Regions from separate parts of the Mus musculus genome. Here region 2 is linked to region 1. The links are chromatin contacts, found by Hi-C or POLR2A ChIA-PET in ENCODE. All regions are on one chromosome and are shown on one strand. The core of a region is the stretch at or near the end of the contact, and the rest is flanking DNA. Distances in the headings are between cores, read along the strand shown. Region 1 overlaps Brd2 (bromodomain containing 2). Region 2 holds the start of Akap8 (A kinase (PRKA) anchor protein 8).

What was found. Hi-C counts contacts between places; a loop is a spot of excess contacts on that map. ChIA-PET counts read pairs that join two places held with the same protein, here RNA polymerase II (POLR2A).
Region 2: a loop to region 1 is called in a map of heart, with 6 times the contacts of the local background. The contact joins the promoter of Akap8 here to the enhancer-like site in region 1. A Hi-C loop is called at or near these places in 1 of 37 maps with a recorded cell type or tissue (heart). POLR2A ChIA-PET finds 5 or more read pairs at or near these places in 1 of 5 experiments (Patski).

The regions. Positions count from the first base shown.
Region 1 is chr17:34,106,455-34,113,685 of GRCm38, forward strand. Brd2 (bromodomain containing 2) reads right to left here. Exons shown (of 13, transcript NM_001204973.1): 10 at 7,116-7,231; 11 at 6,723-7,027; 12 at 6,402-6,524; 13 at 5,565-6,254. The coding sequence ends at 6,121. Among named protein-coding and RNA genes, the nearest start is that of Brd2, 13 kb to the right of the region's middle. Within about 2 kb of position 3,216, at least 1 of the 3 ENCODE cell types and tissues checked has a DNase peak (open chromatin) inside an H3K27ac peak, as active enhancers do.
Region 2 is chr17:32,316,806-32,324,036 of GRCm38, forward strand. It overlaps Akap8 (A kinase (PRKA) anchor protein 8), which reads right to left and starts at 4,433. Exons shown (of 14, transcript NM_019774.5): 1 at 4,280-4,433; 2 at 1,966-2,004; 3 at 1,041-1,073; 4 at 262-541. The coding sequence starts at 4,298. It overlaps Akap8l (A kinase (PRKA) anchor protein 8-like), which reads right to left. Exons shown (of 14, transcript NM_017476.2): 13 at 5,091-5,186; 14 at 4,619-4,980. The coding sequence ends at 4,687.

The DNA.
Region 1 (7,231 bases), core at 1,966-4,465:
CGTTTGTGCCTCCCCACTTCTTAACAGTTCTTTAGCTAAATTCCTTTGATTGGGCTTTGTGAAACATTCCAGCACTACACAATAATAGTTGGCAGATTCTATATTTAAAAGGGTTGGGGGCCAGCAGGATGGCGCACACAGGTAAAGACTCCGACCCAGCTGCCAAGTCTGGTATCCTTATATCTCTGACCCACATGTGGAGAAACTGATTCCTGCAAGTTGTCTTCAACCTCCACAATCACCACGACACACATATGTATGTAATCTTAAATTTAAAAAATGTAGACAGACCGTATCTCTAGCTGCTCTAGCCCCCAAAAGCCCCGCCCCTACCCTGAATCTGGGTGGTGGTGTTGGGGGGCAGCTCATCTGAAGTATTTGCCTGTATCGCCAGGGCATCCCCAGAAAGTTCCGATACAGAGTATAACTTTGAAATCAGACTCATCCTGGCTCATCCACTGAGGTTAACTGTAGAAAGCCCCTGCCCTCCATTTACCTAGCTGCTCTCAGAAGCAATATCTGTCTTCATTCTTTCCGGCCCTGAGTTTTCTCTCAGACACTCAGCTGAAGACGCTGGGGAAACCACAGTTGGGTTCTGGGGTGCTGAGAGAGCACGTGCTGAGTTAGCCCAAGAGGCAGGCTATCAGCAGATTTGTGACTAAGGTCACTTGGTGAAAACAGGTCCAGGGCAAAAAAAAAAAAAAAAAAGTACAGAGAACACAGAAGCTTAGAAAGTTCTCAGGTCGTGATCAGACACCAGGGACTTGCGGGATAGGCAGGGAGTTAGTCACAGGTGCAACCAGAAACTGGAACCACAGACGCTGGGCAGCATTACTCTTTCTCACATCAGGAATGAATGTGGGACTGAGCAGCACACGCGTGGTTTTCACTTGCACTTGGCACGTGTGATTCTACTACACTTACACTTGGCACATGTGTGATCCTCCCCTTGTATTTGGCACACTCATGTGATCCTCCACTTGCTCTTGGCACACACATATGATCCTACACTTATACTTGGCACACATGTATGATCCTACACTGTGCTTGGCACACTCATGTACTCCTACACTTGGCACACACTTGTGATCCTCCACTTGCACTTGGCACACATGTATGATACTACACTTACATTTGGCACACATGTGTGATCCTATACTGTGCTTGACACACATGTGTGATCCTATACTGTGCTTGGCACACACATGTACTCCTACACTTGGCACACATGTGTGATCCTCCACTTGCACTTGGCACACGTGTGATCCTCCACTTGCACTTGGCACACATGTGTGATCCTATACTTGCACTTGGGAAATAAGAGCAGGATGACCCAGGGATCTGAGGCCATCCTAAGCTACAGGACTCCCTGAGAACCCAGCCTGCCACAGGAGGACTTGTACTGTGGGTACCATAGATTACCATCATTTGCCTACTGCAATGGTAAGGATGTAGTGTGTGCTGTTTCAGCTCTTATTCCTGTATGGCTATATCTTAAGTGAAAGCAAATAAGCAAATTCTAAAACCTTGAAAATATATGAAATATTTTTTTTTCAAACAAGAGGAACGAGGCTGTCTTCAGTTTAGTTAGTATCAATGGCGGATGAGAAACTAGAACTACACTGGCCAAGGAAATGACGATGCTTGCAGGAATCCTCACCACAATTCACCTCTTCAGGAAAAGCCACGGGCTGGAGAGATGGCTCAGAGGTTAAGAACACCGACTGCTCTTCCAGAGGTCCTGAGTTCAATTCCCAGCAACCACATGGTGGCTCACAACTATCTGTAGTGAGATCTGATGCCATCTTCTGGTGTGTCTGAAGACAGCCACAGCTATAGTGTACTCATATAAATAAAATAAATAAATCTTAAAAAAAAAAAAAAAGGAAAGGCCAGTCAGTTCTAGGACTGACATTGCAGGAAAGAAAGTATTTCATAAATGAGCAGTGCTTCCTCATAGCCATTGATTCTGAGGTGGGGGAGCTGCAGCTAATAACAGCATTTCATTCCGGCTCATAAGACAGGAAGATCAGGACAAACTTGGGGCCAGCTTTGTGTACACAGAGACCCTGTTATAAAGAACAGGGCTTGGCAACTCCCCTCCCCCCCAAATACTACCCAAAAGTTCATGCTGTTCGAGGCTAAATAGATCCTTTTCTTTTCCAACCTCAACTCAAATGCTAGTTCATCTGACAGTATTCGACATTCTCACTTGGCAAATAGGAATACTTCTGTATTTGCATGACAGAGAAACAAAAGCACTTAAGAGTCTGTAGTCTGGTGTCTAACAAGAAAAGGTTGGGGCTGGTGAGATGGCTCAGTGGGTAAGAGCACCCGACTGCTCTTCCGAAGGTCAGGAGTTCAAATCCCAGCAACCACATGGTGGCTCACAACCATCTGTAACGAGATCTGACTCCCTCTTCTGGAGTGTCTGAGGACAGCTACAGTGTACTTACATATAATAAATAAATAAATAAATAAATCTTTAAAAAAAAAAAAAAAAAAAAAAAAGAAAAGGTTGGGAGTTATCTTGACCATGTTAAAGTTACAGGCTTAGTACCCCAGAAAGGGAAGACTTTAAAAAGGCAAGCAGAAATGAGACGAGGAGGATGGGCCCTGAAACGTGGTGGCTAGCTGGACAACTTAGGCCGGCAAGGCCTAACTGACCGGGGAACAAGAGAGGAAACAAGCCAGGGTCACTAGGCTGAAGCTTGCATGATAAATCCCGACCTCTAGGATTAACAGCTGACTGTAGAGGTGCACATGTGTGTAAGCACAGGGAAATGCTTATTACACGGATGACTCGCCAGGTTAGGGATGTACCTCAGTGATACCTGGCACCAAGGGGCATGTTTGGAAAGCAGGTCTTTGTGGACATGTTGAGTGTTAGCAGCCCTATGAACACTACCATCAGGCAGTTGGACTGTAAGGTCTATAGACAGACTGGATAGTTGCTCAGAGAGTTATCAAGGTGTAACAAGGGATATCTTCCTCGAAGCGGAGGCTCTCTCCAGCAAGGGCTCAGGTAACAAGAGACAAGGCCTAAGACCTTATCTATGATCCTCCACAGTACAAGAGTGAAGGCTCCTGTTAAAACATGGAAGAGACCCCACAGACGAAATGAATGAAGATTTAAGTGGAAGTCACAGGCATGACCAACAGATGGCACCAAAAATCCCAGTCTCAGGTAAGTTCCTCAGTGTGTGCCAGCGCAGCGAGCGGCCCCTCAGTCAGACCAGCTTTCTACTGCTGGGAAAGCTGTTTTATCTACAAAATCCCTGTTCTAATGCAGTGAAATCAACCTCCACCTGCTGCTTCAACCTCAGTAGCTGCAGCTATACACAGACAGCGGTCTCCTCGCCCACTTTCCGAGCATAGCAGTAAGTAAGCCCTTGTAAGCCCAGTATAGAGGGTATAGATTCTGGAGCCAGGCTGCCTTGTCAAATCCTATACCTCCGTTGACTATGCTGACTTGGGGCAAACTGCTTAGCTAGCTCTTGAGCCTCCCTCCCCCTCTAGCACCCCTCCCTCCAGTCTACTGAGAGGTTATTACAATACACACCTTGTCTAAGGTTACCATGACAACCAAATTGTTTCTGGCACTGTGCTTGGCACACACTAATTGTTCCTTGTGAACTATCAGGAGATGCCTGCTTTATAGAGCTGCCACTGGCCATGTGGGTGAGCACTCATCTTCCATTTTTTTCCTGCTTTAGCTTGACTTTACTCAAGCCATTTCTTCTACCATTTCTAGCCCCCTCTTTTCTGATCACAGAAAGCTGTCTTACTCCAGCCACATCTTGTGTCTAACTAACGTGCTGTCTTGTGTACACAGAGAATAGGCTGGCAGTGCTAGAGACCCACACCATGGCCTCCTAGGCACTTATCCTTCAAGCCAACCTGCTCTTTGGTCCCGCTAAACCAGTAGTTCTAACCAGCTCTGGCACTTGTCCTGGGAGTTTTTCCATCTAAACCATGAGGGCTGGACTGGGATGTAAGAGACAGCAGGCACCAGCTCCTTCCCAGTGCCAGGCTGATCCCAGAAAGGCAGCGGCTGTGGAAGGCAGAACTCCAAACCAGCACAGAAGGAAATACCCGGCATTCCACCATCAACCCTGGCCTCCTTACCAAAGAGCATTAGAAACCCAGACGAGCCGGGCGGTGGCAGTGAACGCCTTTCATCCCAGCACTTGGGAGGCAGAGGCCAGCCTGGTCTACGGAGTGAGTTCCAGGATAGTCACAGATAGAGAAACCCTGTCTCGAAAAAACAACAAAAAACCCAAAAACACCCAGATGAAGTCCAGACACTTAGAGAATGCCTAAGAAGAGAAGGTAGGACCTTTGACCAGATGGGGAAGGAGGACGCTGTTTGGGAGATAAACTGACCAGAAATTCCTGGGAGTGCAGCACATGTTTGGGGACCTTTTTCAGTTCCAGAGAGGTTGACCCAGGCCTTCCTTCTCTTAAACTGCTTTAAGGTTGTTCTTAAGGTGTCCTAAGTTATGCTGGAAGCCAACCTAGCTATTAGTCTGAGCAGAGCAGGTATTAAGCTACTTCTAGTCTCCCCAAATTACTTTTTCTAAAAAATTACTTTATGTATAAGTACACTGTGCTGTCTTCAAACACACAAGAGGGCATCAGATCTCACTAGATAGTTGTGAGCCACCATGTGGTTACTGGGAATTGAACTCAGGACCTCTGTTAAGGTCAGTGCTATTAACTGCAGAGCCATCTCTCCAGTCTCTCACCCTCCCACCTCCTTTTTTTTTCCCCCAAGACAGGGTTTCTCTGCATAGCCCTGGCACTCACTTTGTAGACCAGGCTGGCCTCCAACTCAAATCTGTGCTGGGATTAAAGGCCTGCACCACCACTCCCAGCCTTTTTTTCCCCCCCAATTACTTTTAAACCTTATAAAAATTTCCTCAAATTTCAATTGAAATCCCTACTCCATTCCATTTGCCTTTAAGTTAAATTCCTGTCACAATCCCAGGGAAATTCCTCCCACTTTTAAAGACCTCTGAATTCACCTTCTTAGGTCTAGGCTTAGCTGGCTTTCCTTCCTGTAGAGGTTAACTGCTGTTTTTCACCACCTTCACCAGTCCTATCACTCTTACTCTCCACTTGCAGGTATATATTGACTCACTTGTGGCAGAATGAACTGTCACTATTTTGGACACTCCTCAGCCTCTGCTCCCATTTCCTTTGGTACACTAAACTAAAGCCTCACTTTGAAGAGCTGTGCATCACACAGCTCCTGAATGAAGACTTGGAACTTAAGACAGAGTGGAGTGCCTTATAACCTGGTTGAACTCAAACTAAGCTATCCCCTTACCTGTTTGGTCACTGATAGGTACTTAGTACCAGTCCTTGTCTAGCACTCTAGGCTTCAATTCTTAGCACTCTTAAAAGACAGACCTAGGGGCCAACTGGGGGATATAGCTAATGATGATGTGATACCCAGCACCGAATCAAGCAGAACAATCGCCACCCACCCCAGCACCAATAATACTCAACCATTTCTTCTGAGCCACTTTGAACACAGAAACAAATCTCACTAAGAAAACTAACTCAAAACTTCAATAATATTTTCTTTATTTACATGTTAGACTCAAGAAAGAAAAGACAGTCTTGGGGCCAACTGGAGAGGTGACTAAAATCCCCAGGCCCCAAATGGAGTGGAAGTAAAAGGGAAAAGTAGAAAAAAAAAGTCAATGTAAAAAACAAAAAGAGCTCCCTCTTCTTCCCTCCCCATGGAAGCTGGAGGGAGGACCACGGCTACACACCCCCAGCCTTACCACATAGCTTAAATAAATTAAAACCTCAAAACAGGGCCCTTAGAAGTGAACAGGACAGCTACAGCTCAGGGGGCTTTATGCCAGGCCTATCCCCACTCCCACCCATACCCTTGCCCCACCCCCATCATCCTCAACAGGGACACCACACCCAAGAGGGCTAGGAATTCAATCGTATTTTGTCCATGTCCCTGCCTTCCTCCCCACTGCAGAGCCAGCTCTCCTATGGAGGGGTGAGATGAAGAAGCGTCACAGCAAGGGAAAGTGGGGAAGGGTGGTTCAGGGGTCCGGTCCTGCGGAGCCTTCCTGCCCCATCTGGCCTGGCCCCTTAGCCCGAGTCTGAATCGCTGGTGTCTGAAGAAGAGGAAGATGACGACGAGGAGCTGGAATCTGAGCTGGAACTAGAAGCACTGAGACGGGACACTGCCACTTGCTGTGCAGATGACTCTGTCTTCTCACTCGCTGTAAAGTTAAAGGTAGAAGATGTGACATTTTCATTTGTCAGGTAGTCACAAGGGCTAGTTGCTAGCTAGCCAATCCTCTGTTCAAGTCCCAGCATTCAACTTAAGGAGAGAAAGAGTGAATATAACGTTTAGCAGTCTGAAATACCTTTCTTGGGAGGCTTTTTGGTGGAGTTGAGCTGTCCACTGACATCCTGCAACCGCTTCTCTAGCTCCCGCTTCTTCTCCAAAGCCAGTTCCTCCTTTGTTTTTCCCACAGGTTTCCTAATAGCTGGAGGGGGAAAGTCAGGACTCACTCTATTGCCAAGTCTTCCCCCAGAGTCGCCAACTTCCATTCCTGAAGCAGCCCAGTCATCCTGGATGCTGCTTGCCACAAACACACACACACCAGACCCCCACATCTTGCTGTCCTCACAAGTACTACTGTGGAGCAGTGTTGACTGATGGACATCAATCATCTGATACTCACTGTAGGGCTTCCGGGGTTTCTTTCGAAGGCAGGATAAAACATATCGCTCAAGCTCTCTAAGTGTGGACGGCTTGAGTGTTTCAAAATCAATCTCAATTTCTTCTGGATTTGAATCACGTAGAGAGGGTTCCCTGGCTTGGATGATATGTACTACTCGACCCAGCTTTTCCCCAGGTAACTTATTGATATCCAGGCTTAACTGTCTCTTCTCATCATAACTCATGGGCCTGCTTTCTTCCTCCTCCTCAGAATCATAGCCAGTGGGAAGGACAGGTGGAGCTGTCTTTTGAGACTTTTTAGGTAGCCTACGGGTAATAAGAAATTGTCAGTAATGAGTTTACACCATGCAAGCTGGCTTGTACAATACTGTAAGACACAGTCTTAAATCCTTACTTGTTGCTACTTCCTCCGGAAGTCCCAAAGCCAGGATGGCTGAGTGTAGTAGCATTGCTACCCCCACCACCTGCTTTCTTAGATTTCTTGGGCTGAGGTGGGCGAGGTGCCCTAGG
Region 2 (7,231 bases), core at 3,183-5,682, 1.8 Mb before region 1:
CCTAAATGCCCAGAAGGCAAACTAGCCTAAGAACACTCATTCAAACACTGCTAACAAAGAAAGAGCATGAAGCCCTTGCCAGAACAAAGAATCTTAGGCTCATTGGCCAGCAGTTTAGGAAACCTTCAGTGAAGCCCACCCCACAGGGTCCAACTCCAGCCTAAAGGAGGAACAGGAAAGAGGGCTTTCTAAAAGAGCTGGTACCCACTCCCGTGATTCCAGAAAGGGATTCCATGAGCAAAGGTTGAAGGCCATAATCACCTGTCTCGGTCCTGCACGCCCTCCCCACCGCTGCTGATCCCACCCCTGCCTCCTTCCTTAGACAACATGTCCAAACGTTGATTGATCTTGGCAATGAGCGAGTCTGAGTTGTCGGTACATGGCTCTGGGGCAAAAGACGCCACATGCATGGCAGGGCTCCCAGCTGCCAGGCCACCATCATTGGTCTTGGTGGCCTCCCATGAGGCTGGGCCGTAACTATAGGGTGTTCCTGCAGGGACACTGGTGTTCTGGGCATTGTAGTAGTTGTAGTTTTCATAACCTATCAGGAGAAAGAAGAACCATGTTAGGCCTGAGCACATGAGGCTAGCCATGACATTCTTGTCTGCAGGAGCACTCTCTGCCCACCAAGAAGGAAAAAGTTATGGAACTAAGCATTACCAACATCATACCACAATACACATGTGATCAAGACCAGAGAGACAGGTGGCCACAGATTGTAGTAGCAGGTTTTCTTTAAGAGACAGAAGGACTTGTTTCCTAATCAAAGATGGCCAAGAACCTCAGAATAGCAATTCCAGGTACTAACAAAGACATTTGAAAAGTGTTCCTGCACTATATCCACAATCCCTCTCAAACAAGTTCAAACTCCCCTTCAGGTCAGCCTAGCTCTGATACGCCTCAGGGCCCAGCAGCCTTATTCTCCGGGCTATCGACAGAGCCATGTGCACAGCCAGGATGGGGGAGTGGGGACCTGTACCTCTGGATGGCTGTTTAAAGACTCACTTGCCCACCTCAAGGTCCCTTTCAGAAGGTCTTACCTTGCCAGCTGGTCATACCACTTCCATATGTACCTTAGGAAAAACAAAAACACATAAGCACTTCAATACCAGTTATTACCTAAGGACAGCTGCCACCTCATTGCACCACAAGGTGGGGTGTGACTGGTTGTGTCAGTGGTCCTTAGCATGCTCACGTTTTACAGAACAGGTACAAAGCACCAATAATATTTCTCTCCCAGGCAGGCCTGACTTCTCCCATGAAAGCTTAGAAAAGAAAGGTACACAGCAATCCCCAAGATGGTGGTCTACACTACAGTACTAACTGAGAGGACAGGCTGCACTGGACCTTAGAAAATCCCCTGCATAAATAAGCTCAGTTCTCACCAAACCTAGTTATTCCCAACCATACCTAAGGCATCAGTGGGAGTGGGAGGAAATCACATTCTCAACTGAATAAGAACATATTATGTGGCAGAGGTGTCTGGAAGACCTTTTCACGGGGCACACAAAAAAGTGGCTTGCCTCCAATGGTGCTAGGGACTTGGCCTGGGACAGGTTCTAGACTCAGAAAATAAGGGTGAACAAAAGCCTAGGCCACATCTAGCCTACTGTCTGTTTTTGTACTCTTGACTTAAAAACAGGTTTTATCTCTCTAAATGGTCACAAGAAAAGCACCCCAAGACAAACGTTCCACAATATGCTAAACATAATAGGAACGCACAGTTTGTGTATACAGACTAACAGGGGTGCATGGGTGCTACTGAGGCCTGTGGTGGCAGGTAGCAGAGTGACACAAGGAGCATTCTTCTTACTAATCAGCCTCCGCTCCCATGTAGTACTGTTTTTCCTTAAAAAGAAAAAAAAGGCAAAATGTCCCCTAGGGAAGACAGATGCTGGGCTCTACTACAAGGGGGCATGCAGTGGAGAAACCCACAAGCCAACCCATTAATCAGGAACCACTTACCCTGGGTGTTGGCAGGTCCAGCACTCCATGCCCCATAGCCTGTGAAAAGATCATGTGTCAAGATTCTGTCCTACCTCAAGGAAATAAGAGTTCTGATAACACCCAAAGAGTCTAAAGAAGTGTCAGCTTACAACGAGGGAACGTAAATGTGATCCAGCGCACCTCCTCCAGCCTTTAAGAACTATCTCCACCCACAAATGCAAGCAAACCATCATACCTTACCTGGCTGAGCTGACATCAAAGCAAAAAAAAAAAAAAAAAAAAAAAAAAAAAGGGGGGGGGGGTGGCGGGAGGGAGGGAACCAAGTTTAGAGGACACAAAACACAGCATTAGGTCACAGTGCCCACTGTACTGGCCTAGCCGCCACATAAGCGGGAAAGCTCAGAGTGCTGCCAGTTATGCCACGAAACTGGGAAACAAGCTAGAAATTCGGTGACATAAACGTTAGGCTTTGCTTCCATGTAACTAAACACTCAACACCCCAGCTTTCAAGCCTCCCTCTGACCTTCTAAGTCACCCCCTACAACACTCCTTTGAACAGAAAGGGAATACATTCTCTTCATTTGTGTTTTTGGAGCCTAGCATATAGTCCGATACAGTGGCACAGTCCCAGGCTGTCGAATGACTTCACTTTGACAGTGTTAATGGTTAGTTCCCTTTCCAGAATATCCCAAAAGCCCCACTGTAACACAGTCCCTTAAATGTGCTGACAGGCACTCAGTACGGCCATACCTAACTGCTACTTAGAAACCAGGGAGGGGCTGGCCAGATGGTTCAGTGGTTAATCGCGCTGACTGCTCTTCCGAAGGTCCCGAGTTCAAATCCCAGCAACCACATGGTGGCTCACAACCATCCCTAACGAAATCTGATGCCCTCTTCTGGAATGTCTGAAAACAGCTACAGTGTACTTACATATAATAAATAAATCTTAAAAAAAAAAGATTCTTTTTCTTCTTCTTCTTCTTCTTCTTTTTTTTTTTTTTTTTTTTGGTTTTTTGAGACAGGGTTTCTCTGTAGCCCTAGCTGTCCTGGAACTCACTTTGTAGACCAGGCTGGCCTCAAACTCAGAAATCTGCCTGCTTCTGCCTCCCAAGTGCTTGGATTAAAGGCATTCGCCACCACGCCCGGCTAAAAAAATTCTTAGTTAAAAAAACAAAAAAACCAGGAAGGCTGCAAATACCCTAACTGTATCTGTAAAATTATTGGCTGGTAGAAAGTGGGAGTCACCATGAAGTTCCCTAGACCAAAGAAGTATAGCAGGGTTGTGACAGGTATCTATCTGGTGGAAAGGCTAAGAATGGAAGACATAGATCTAGGATCCCAAAGGCAAAGAGCACTAGGCTGATACCCAAGCACACGTGTTCATCACACCTCAGGCCTCTCTGGCAAGTCCAATTCTAGGGATCTTGTTACTCTGCTGCCTCTCAAGATCCCTTCCTTAGCCGCCAGAAGCCACTAACCACTCCCTGTGCCCACTTCCAACCCCATTCCACATGTTCCAACTATCTCCTGCGGGTAAATCTCCGTACAGAGTCAAGGCCTCCCAGGAGATTAAAAGCAGATAGCTCGAGAACCGACGCCTAATTACGAAAAGTTGCTGACATTTAGGTTAGGAAAGGCAACGTTCCCGCTTCCGCAGACCCCCGTAATGTTACAGTCCAGAATCCCAGCCCCTCAGGCAGCACACCTCCCACGAGCACCTCACGCCGCGTACACTGCAGAGACCCAGCCAGGTTTTCCCAAAAAGCTGCACCGGGTGTAGCCGCAGTGCACAGCTGGGCCGATCGCGCGCTGCCCGTAAGCCTTCAGAAAAGCGAGCCCGGGGACACGAGCTCTCAAGGACGACCTGCGGAGGATGAGCTGAGACTCTCTCCTCGCTACGGCCGCCGCAACCCAGCCGGACCTCAACCCCCTCCACCCCCCGCTTCCTCAGCGTTCGCTTTAGCCCCGCCCCTGGAGCCGCCATTTTGTGGCGTCTTCGGAAGAGAAGGCGGGACTGAGACCGCTCGGGTCCTGGGGTCCCGCAGCGATGAGAGCCACTCGGCTTGCACAGTGAAAGCGGTCCAGAACGCATCCAGAAACCGGCCACAGCGTCGGCCTTCGCGCCTCATCCGCACCCCCCGCCCCGAGTCCTACCGGCCAATCCACGCGCGGCGCTTCGGGAACGATTGCGCAGAGGCCCAATAAGGGAAGCGCGCGCGTCCGGGACAACTCCACACAGAACCGGGCTGCGGCAAGTGCGTTCCGGCTGCAGGCTAAGCCCGAATACCACATGCGCCAGGGTCTCCCGTGGTGAAGAAGAGCCCACACTAACCTCCGTAGCCTTGCTCCATGTCTGCGACGCGACCCGCCAGCAGATCCTTGTCTTAGATTCGCTCAGAACGCATGCGTTCAACGTGCTGTCTGCTACTGGAAGACGAAGAGCGTACGTCTCTTTCTGGGCGCTACCATTGGTTGCTCAAATGGGCCCGCCCCCGCCGATCCGCCCAGCCTTCCGGGTTGCAAATCTACAGCATCTCGGGAGTTGTGCCTCAAGGGTAAGCTAGTGCGCAAGAGCGTCCAGGTCCGCGCACGCGTGAGCGGTTCTAGCGCGTTTACCCGCGCGCAGGCGCACTTCTAGGGGCCCGCCCTCACCACAGCACAAACGAAGACCTCAGATGGGAAAGCACTTTATTAGGCTGGACTTCCAGCCTCGGCCACGGGAGCCCTGCCGGGTAAGGGTTATGGACCCCCACCGCCCTCCTCGTCGTCTTCCATGTCGAGGCCCGGGATCCCGCGGATCTGACACTGCAGCGCTCCGCCCAGCAAGGGTACAGGGCTCTCCTCCTCTTCTGGTGGTGGCGGAGGTGGCGGTGTTGTAGTCCCTGGGGCGGGCTCCAGGGGCACGGGGGGCTGTGCCGGCACGCCCTCTGTGAGCTCTGTCGCTTCGCTTGGTGCCCCTTCATCCAGAGCGCCAGCCTCCACCTCGTCTTGTTCCTTTTCCTCCTCTGGGTTGTCAGTGAAAGGATTCTCGCCCTGTAGAGATGGATAGAGACTTTAATGGGAGGTAGGAATCACTGGGATAGAATGGGGACCAGGCTCACACAAAGGTCAGGACTAGGACAGTGCTTTCGCCTTTGCCTCACCTTCAGATATCGCTCCAGCTTCTTGCTAATGAGCTTGTTGTTGAGAATACTGCGGGCCACCATAAGCGAGGACTTCTTGGACTGCTCCATCATAAGCTATGGGCAGGGCAGACAGGGCTGGTGAGGCTGCTCTAGGAATCCAACAAACCCAGCTGAGGTTCAGATTCACCAATAACTAGTCCTAGTGTCTGTAAGTGACCTTGGGCGTAATTCCAGTCAGTCTGGACAGGCATGCAAGGAACTAGGATTCGATCTGATCACCCACACCTTATTTGCTGTTTGAAACCTGATCTGCTTACATAGAAACTATAGTAAGTACTGGACTTAGTGGCACAGGCCATGTAACTCCAGGACATTAAAGTGGAAGGCCTACCTGGACTACAGAGTTTAACGGTTTACATGGTTTGACTATGTCTCAGAAAATAAAAGACGGCTGGGAGCTAGAGAGATGGCTCAGCGTAAAGGACTTGTTAGTATTTCAAAGACTCAGGTTCATTTTCTGCCACCTACAAGGTGGCTGACAACAATCTCTAATCTAGTTCCCAGGAATATGAAGCCCTCTTCTGGTTACCACAGGCACCAGGCATGTGAATAGTGAGCATATGTGCAGGCAAAACATACAAGAAAATAAAAAATAAAAAAATAAAACGTAAAAAGGGGGAGGGGGCCAGCTGGAGATAATATAATAATTTGATGATAGAGTGCTTTCTTAGTATTCTTAAAGCCTTAGTTAGGTTCAATCCCCATATATATACACACACACCAGATGTAATAAAACTTATTAAAAGTAAAACGTAGGGCTGGGCTTGGTGGCCCATATCGTTAATCCCAGCACTTGGGCGGCTGAGGTAGGAGGGCAGATCTTCCTGAGTTCAAAGCCAGCCTGGTCTCAGAGCAAGTTCCAGGACACAGAAAAACCTTCACTGCCACCCCCCTCCCCTCAATTCCAGTGACAACAAAAAAAGTAAAATGTAAAAACAATAAAGGGTCTGGCAAGATGACTCTGGGTAAAAGCACAGCTTGGCAAATTGAACCCAATTCTAAGGTCACATACAATAAAGGAGAGAACCAACTCCTGCAAGTTGTCCTCTGACTTCTACACACATGCTACCTCCCGCCCTCCCACAGATACACAGACATACACATGCAGTCACCTAGGAGCAAATTGTTTAGAACCAGTAAAGAGGGTATAAAAACAGCCCTAGCAATGCACACCTGTAAGCCCATCACTTAAGAGGAAGAGAGGACTGCTGCAAATTCAAGGCCACTCTGACCTATAGAGTGAATTCCAGGACAGCTTGGACTACATAAGACTGCCAAAACAAAATGAGAATATAGATGAAACTATATTTAAATATTGTGCATCATTTTAACTCACAGGATTTGGATATGAAGAAATAATGGTAAAACTGAAAAGAGACACTTCTCTACTGGTGGAGCAACTGGTTATAGACTTGAAAAGCTATTTGATGGAATACACAAGAAATACAAATTTGCCTCAGTAATTCCTATCCCAAAGTTTTTTTTTTTAGTTTTTTTGTTTGTTTTTCTTCTTTCGAGACAGGGTTTCTCTGTGTAGCCTTGGCTGTCCTGGAACTCACAGGCTGGCCTTGAACTCAGAAATCCGCCTGCCTCTGACTCCCAAGTGCTGGGATTAAAGGCGTGCGCCACCACCCCCGGGCTCCTATCCCAAAGTTTAAGAACTAGAAATAGACCGGCTCCGCGGATCAGGGCCTCTGGCAGAATAGAAGACATTTATTCGATTCAGTGGGAAGCCTGGGCCTTTTGTTTTGTTTTGTTGAGACAAGGTCTTGCTATGGTAGCGTAGGAGGTTCTGGGACTTGTTTGGTTGTTTTGGAATTATTTTTTGTTTGAGATATTTTGTAGGCAAGGCTGGCCTGATCTCACTATGTAGTCCATGCTGGTCTCTCAGATTTGTGGCAATTTTCCTGCCTCAGCCTTCCAGGAACATTAGACTATGCCTGGTTTATAAACTGGCTCTGAACTTGGGATCCTCTTGATCTCCTAATGCTGGAATTGTAGATCTGTACTATCATATCTGAGTCATTCTGTCTGGAATCAACATGCTCGGTCATTTCTTCAGTCATAGGAGTACAGACATGATTATGAAACCAAAGAAA